Linked DNA regions of Mus musculus: region 1 is linked to region 2. Evidence: chromatin contacts called from ENCODE Hi-C or POLR2A ChIA-PET data. All regions are on one chromosome and are shown on one strand. Each heading gives the region's core, a stretch centred on a gene start or an enhancer-like site at or near the end of the contact. The rest is flanking DNA. Distances are from core to core; before and after follow the strand shown.

Region 1 (3,026 bases), core at 128-2,627, 70 kb before region 2:
TCCTCCCTCTGTCCCTAACTCCACTGACAAACTTTCAGGGCATGACAGCTTTCTCACTCTGCAAACTCCATGCAACTGTCCCCACGAGAGAGAGTTCCCGGATCGCTCTCCTCCGGCAGCCTCCCTCTCCCAAAGGACCCCCGAAACCCCGAGGGTCACTCACTGTTTTGGAGTCGAGCTCGTGCCGCGATTGCGCCAGCACTTTATCCACCCCCGCCTGGTCCATGAAAGTGACGAAGCCGAAACCCCTGCGCCGGTAGTGAGGGAGAGGCAGATGGTTACAAGGACAGCGAGTGGCCTCGGCGGGAGGGGCGAGCGCGGTGGCAGGAGAGGTCTCCGGGACTCACCTGGATCTTTTGGTCAGGGGGTCCCGCATCACCAGACACTCTTTCACCTCCCCGAACTGGCCGAAGTATTCGCGCAGCCCTTCTGTAACCACACACTCGCCTTCGGACCAGCCCAGGCCCGGAGCCCTTCCCCCTCCTCCCCCGTCCTTTGCCCCTGGTGACCCCGGCGCGGCCCCGCCGCCCCCGCGCCGAGCTGCCCGCGCGCACTCTCCGCGGCCGGCCCCCCCACCCCTGCCCTCGCCGGGGATTGGGGAGGGGGGTCCCGCAGAGCCTTCCTGGCGCCCACCGGGGCCTCGGCAAGGCAAGGGCCGGGGCCGGGCTGGAGTAGGGGACCGCTCAGGTTGGGTTCCCGCCGCTCCGGGAGCAGCCTCAACAAAAGTTTGAGCCGCAGGTGCGAGCGGAGTTGGAGCTGCCGCTGGCGGGTCCCGGGGGCCCAGCCCGCCCCCCCCGATGCCCCCTCAACCCGCCCCCCACCCCCCACAACTGCTCCCCAACCCGCGCCGGGCCGTGCGCGCTCGCCGAGCGTGCTGCGCTCTCGGGGTCCCCGGGGCGGGGCGCGGAAGAGGGCACGAGGGCGCCCGGGGTCAGCGGGGCGCGGGGCCGGGCAGGGGCGTCCGGGCTTGGGGTGCCGCAAGGGGTGCAGGGTGGCGGTGCGGGGGCCGGCGGGCGATCCCTGGGCTGGCTCACCCTGCGTGGTCTGCCAACTGAGTCCTCCGATGAACATCTTGCTGCGGGAGGAGCAGAGACACAAAGGGCCCGCGTGAGCGCCGGGCGCCAGGGAGCAGGGGGCGCGGGCCCGAGCCCCGGGGAGGCCCCGGCCCGACCCGGATCGGCCATGTTGGCGGGGCCGGGGCGGACGCGGGCTGGGCAGGCTGGGCCGGGCCGGGCCGGACCGTACCAGGGGTCGTGCGGCGAGTCCGGGGAGGCGAGGCCGGGCTGGGGCGCGTCAGTCTCCATCGGGAGCCGCGGGCGGCGCGGGCAGCGGAGCGGCGGCGGCGGCGGCGGCGGCGGCGCTCGGCGCGGGGCAGATGAGGAGCGCGGCGAAGGGGGCCGGACGGACAGGCCATGCTGCCCCCTCCCCCGACCCCGCTCGGGCGGGCGGGCGGGGACGGCCAAGGGGAGGGCCCGCCGGGGGCCGACCTGCCGGCTCCTCCCCCCGCCGCCCTGCGCGCATAAAGCCCGGCGCGCGCCCGGGCGCCCGCGGAGGCGGCGGCGCTGGGACCCCCCTCCCCACTTCCCTCGGGGTTCCTGTGTGTCCGGGGGGTGAGCGAGCTCCCCTGATTCCTGGTGCGGGCTCGGGCCTGGGGCGCGGCCGCACCCCTCACCCACAGCGGCGCGGGGGCCCAGCCGTGGGGAACGCCCTCCCGGGATGAAGCGCTTCCCGGTGCGTTCAAGGTAGCTCGGCTTCGGATGGGGGAACCCTCCCTAGTCCTTCCTCCCTGGTCCTCGCTATTGAGAATTTAGAAGGTGCCCCCAATCTTCCTGGGTCGGGTTGGAGATAGCTCAGTGCCCCCCAACACCTTCCAACTGGTAAGAAACCTCTCCCAGTCCGAGCGAGGAGTTGCCCTTGGAGACCCCCAGTTTCTCCTGAACCTAATTTAGACTGCCTTGACGACAGTCTCCAGTCCATTCCTAGTTTCCCACGTCCAATTTGGGGAGCCCTCGTAGTGCCTTGCGTCCCGAGTGGGGAGCATTTATCAGCAACACTAGTAGAATCTTTCCCAGTTTTGTTTGCCCCTCCTCGGCCCTTGCTGTCCAAATTAAGTGTGCCTTGTAACTCCCCTAAACCCCTTTTCTCCACACCTGGGACCCCTATGGTCAGCTGAGAGAATGCCCAGCCTCGAGCCAGGTTTCCCAAGTTGTCACCTCCCCGGCCTTCTGTGGGCACCTCCTCCTGTCTCACTTCCAGCCCCTTTCGGACTGTCTGGAGTGGGGGGAAACTGATTCCAAACACTTGCCCGCTGGCAGGGTCCCCAATGAAGTGGAGAGAGAAGTCGGTGTCTCGGAGATTCCAGGCTGTGCACCCTCCAAGTGACTCCCTTTCATCTGGGGTCCTAGCTCCCTTCCATTTGATTTGGAAGAACCTGGGCTGACTCTCCACCAGGTTTAGAGTTAACTTCCCTTGTAAATAATTTCCTTCTATGAAGCCAAACTCCTGTCTTCTTCCCTCTAACTCCTGGCTCTTTAGCATCACCTCCTAGTACTTGAACCCCATGTCTCTTCATTCACCCCCATAAACTCCTTCTCTCCAGCCTGGGAAGACCAAGAAAGTCCCTTATATATGACAAGAGGCAGATTCACCCTCCTCCCTCAAGACCAAGGGATGTCTTCACTTCCCTGGTTGAAACCACGATAGAAATGGTCCAAACAGGAGGCTAAGGTGCCTTTACAAGCCCCACCCTACCACTTTACCCCACCCCCACCCCGCATCCCTATCTCCTCCCTTCCTTACATCCACCCAGGTTGACTCAGTAGCCACCTGTGTGCAGGACCAATCCTGCACTCTTTCTCCTTTGTGATAATGTGTGCCCCTGGTCCTGGCACCCCAACCTAGAGGTGCTTTCCTGTTCCTCCTAGCACGCACCCCTCCCCCCAGCCATCACACCCCAGAGAGAGAGTGAGCCCCTTTTAAGTTTCCTTAGGAACCTTGTGGGAAAGCTCAGCAGGTATATCCGGCCA
Region 2 (2,978 bases), core at 35-2,534:
TTCCCAAGTGCTGGGATTTTCACTTTTCCTCCTTCTCTTTCTTTTTTTATTATATTATATTATTTTATTTTAATTTTCTCCACATGGGTTCTAGGAATTGAACCTGGGGTCTGAATGCTTGTAAGGCAAGCACTTTATTAGCTGAGCTACTGCCCAGATCCCTGACCTGCGGTTATTAAAGAAGACAGAGGGGTGAGGTGAGAGGTGAGTCATTGATTAAGGCACTAAACATGAAGCCTAAGCCGGGCGTGGTGGCGCACGCCTTTAATCCCAGCACTCCGGAGGCAGAGGCAGGCGGATTTCTGAGTTCAAGGCCAGCCTGGTCTACAAAGTGAGCTCCAGGACAGCCAGGGCTATACAGAGAAACCCTGTATCAAAAAACCAAAAAAAAAAAAAAAAAAAAAAAGAAAGAAAAAACAAAAAAAAAACCAAAAAACAAAAACAACAAAAACATGAAGCCTAAAAATCTTAGTTCAGTTCCCTAAGACCCACGTGGTGCGAGAGACAACCAACTCCTGAAAGCTGTCCTCTGATCTCCGCTTGCACTGACTACTGAACTCTCTTGCTTGCTCTCTCACTCTCTTGCTCTCTCGATTTCTTACCAGAGATGGTAAATAAAAGTTAGGAAAAAAACTAGGTGGAAGAGGAGGAAGAGGAAGAGGAGGAGGAAGAGGAGGAGGAGGAGGGAGAGACTCAGGAGGCTAGGGCAAAAGGGTGGGAATTTAAGGCCAGCCTGAGCTATATAGTGAGACCCTTACTTAAAAACAAACAGGGCTGGGGCGACTGCTCAGTGGTTAGAGCCCTGGCTGTTCTTCCAAAGGACCAGGGTTCAATCCCCAGCACCCGCATCGCAGCTCACAACTGCCTGCAACTCCACAGCATCCAACGCCCTCACACAGACACACACTTAGGCAGAACACCAGTTCCCGCGAAATAAAAACAAAGAAGTCATTAAAAAGAAAAGAACAACCAACCAACCAATGAAGCAGCAAACAAACCAAAAGCTGAGGAGGTGGCTCAGGGCCTGCAGCTCTGTTAGAGAACCCGAGTGAGTGAGTGTGTGTGTGTGTGTGTGTGTGTGTGTGTGTGTGTGTGTCCCTGCCCCCCACTTCAGACAACTCACCACCACCTGAAGATCAAAGGGAATACCAAGCAGGGCAGTAAATCAACTGTCAGGTGAGTTCTGAGTTATGCAGATTTTCAGGAAAGGTTCCTGCCTTCTGCTCTGTGCCCAGTTCCTGGGGGAGGGATGGGACTTTTCTTCGTATTTCTTATCTACTCCCACTCCTACAGGAAATGAGGATTCTCAGAGCTCTCTGACTGGATCTCCTGTAGCCCAGGCTGGCCTTGGTTTTGCTACGTAATGACCTTGAGCCCCTGATTCTCCTGCCCCCGCCTCCTGAATATTGGGATAACAGGCATTTATTACCACAGCTGTTTTTATCACAGTGCTAGGGACAGACAGAGCGCAGGCCTTGTGCAGTTAGGTAAGCACTTTGCTTTGTCCCAATTCCTTTCTCCTTTTCTTTTCTAACTTATTTATTTGTTTGATTGTTACTTAAAAATTTTTTTTTTTGCGGTGCTGGAGATTGAACCCAGGGCCTCAGGCATGCTAGGCAATTGCCAGACTGCTGAGCTACATCCCCAGCCTTCTTAATCGTAATTTGTCCATGTCTTGTTTTTGATACGGGTTCTTACCACGAAGCCCCAGCTGGCCCTGAGTTTGCAATGTCCTTTCTGCCTCTGTCTTCTATTGCTGCGTTTAAAAGTACATGCCTAGCGTTTATTTCCTGTTTTGAGACAGATCTTACCAAGTTGCCCACACTAGCCTGGCACTCAATCTACAGCCTGGAGCTGGCCTTGAACTTGTGATCTTTTTGTTCCAGAATATAGAGTCGTTGGAATAACAGGCCTGACTAGAATAACTGAAGACTCCCATCCCTCACGCACCCAGGGATTCACTATACATAGTGACAGACCCTGCTGGCTTCAAACTGACAGAGATTCTCCTGTCTCTGCCTCCCCAGTTCTGGGATGAAAGGCATGTGTTTTGGCCTGGAATTCTTCATTCTCCTGCCTTAGTTTCCCTGGTGCTGGGATAATGGGGGTGGGGGTGGGGGGAGCACCACCATGCCTACCTTGAAGATTTCTTGTACCAATGTGAGGAAGATGAGAAGCCTCAGAAGAAGGCCGGAAGAAAGAGCCCCCGGGGTTGAGCCGACCTCTCTCCCTGTATTCCTTTCTCAGGTTTCACCTCCCTCCATCTCCTTCCAGGAACCTGAGAGGAGACCAGCCACGTTGAAGGTCGAAGGCAGGACTTCCCTGGCCCAGGCTTTTGGGCGGCGCCCGCCTAGGAGGAGCCTGCCACCCACTGGGAGCGAGCGGTACTGCAGGTGCTGGACACCCACCCCCTACCCAGTCCTTTGACTGATTTAACTCTGCCCAAAGGGTTCTTGTCCTCATGTGACTTACAGTCTATGGAACTGACAAGAGCGACAGAAATCCCGGTAGCAGCTGAACAGCCTTGGATCTTTTTTTTTTTTGGATGGGAGGATTTTTTAAAACAACACAAATAGTATACATTCATAGCCAAATGTTTAAAAAGAAAAAAAGCCCAGATATAGCTTTCCTCAAACATGTGCATAGCAGCTACACAAACTGTAGGCAGCCTTTCCGTCTAAAAAATGTTTAAATACAATGTGGTAGGGACTCATTTAATGTATTTTCATAGACTTTTTTTTTTTTTTTTTTTTTTTTCGAGACAGGGTTTCTCTGTGTAGCCTTGGCTGTCCTGGAACTCACTCTGTAGACCAGGCTGGCCTTGAACTCAAAAATCCACCAGCCTCTGCCTTCCAAGTGCTGGAATTATAGGTGTGTGCCACCACTGCCCGGTGACCATATTTTTTACATCATTATTAATTTTATGTATATGAGTGTTTTGCCTACATGTACCATGTGCATTTCTGGTGCCCGTGGGG

The links. A loop is a pair of places that touch in the nucleus more often than their neighbours do. ChIA-PET counts read pairs that join two places held with the same protein, here RNA polymerase II (POLR2A).
Region 1: a map of left cerebral cortex shows a loop between it and region 2 (3-fold over the local background). The contact joins the promoter of Msi1 here to the promoter of 4930401G09Rik in region 2. A Hi-C loop is called at or near these places in 3 of 37 maps with a recorded cell type or tissue (T-helper 17 cell and left cerebral cortex). POLR2A ChIA-PET finds 5 or more read pairs at or near these places in 3 of 5 experiments (Patski and embryonic stem cell).

The regions. Positions count from the first base shown.
Region 1 is chr5:115,428,026-115,431,051 of GRCm38, reverse strand. Msi1 (musashi RNA-binding protein 1) reads right to left here and starts at 1,377. Exons shown (of 15, transcript NM_008629.2): 1 at 1,246-1,377; 2 at 1,035-1,075; 3 at 348-429; 4 at 164-248. The coding sequence starts at 1,304. It overlaps A930005G22Rik (RIKEN cDNA A930005G22 gene), which reads left to right and starts at 1,548. Exons shown (of 2, transcript NR_168295.1): 1 at 1,548-1,742.
Region 2 is chr5:115,358,429-115,361,406 of GRCm38, reverse strand. 4930401G09Rik (RIKEN cDNA 4930401G09 gene) reads left to right here and starts at 1,284. Exons shown (of 2, transcript NR_163911.1): 1 at 1,284-1,487; 2 at 2,275-2,707. It also overlaps a transcript of Msi1 not described here.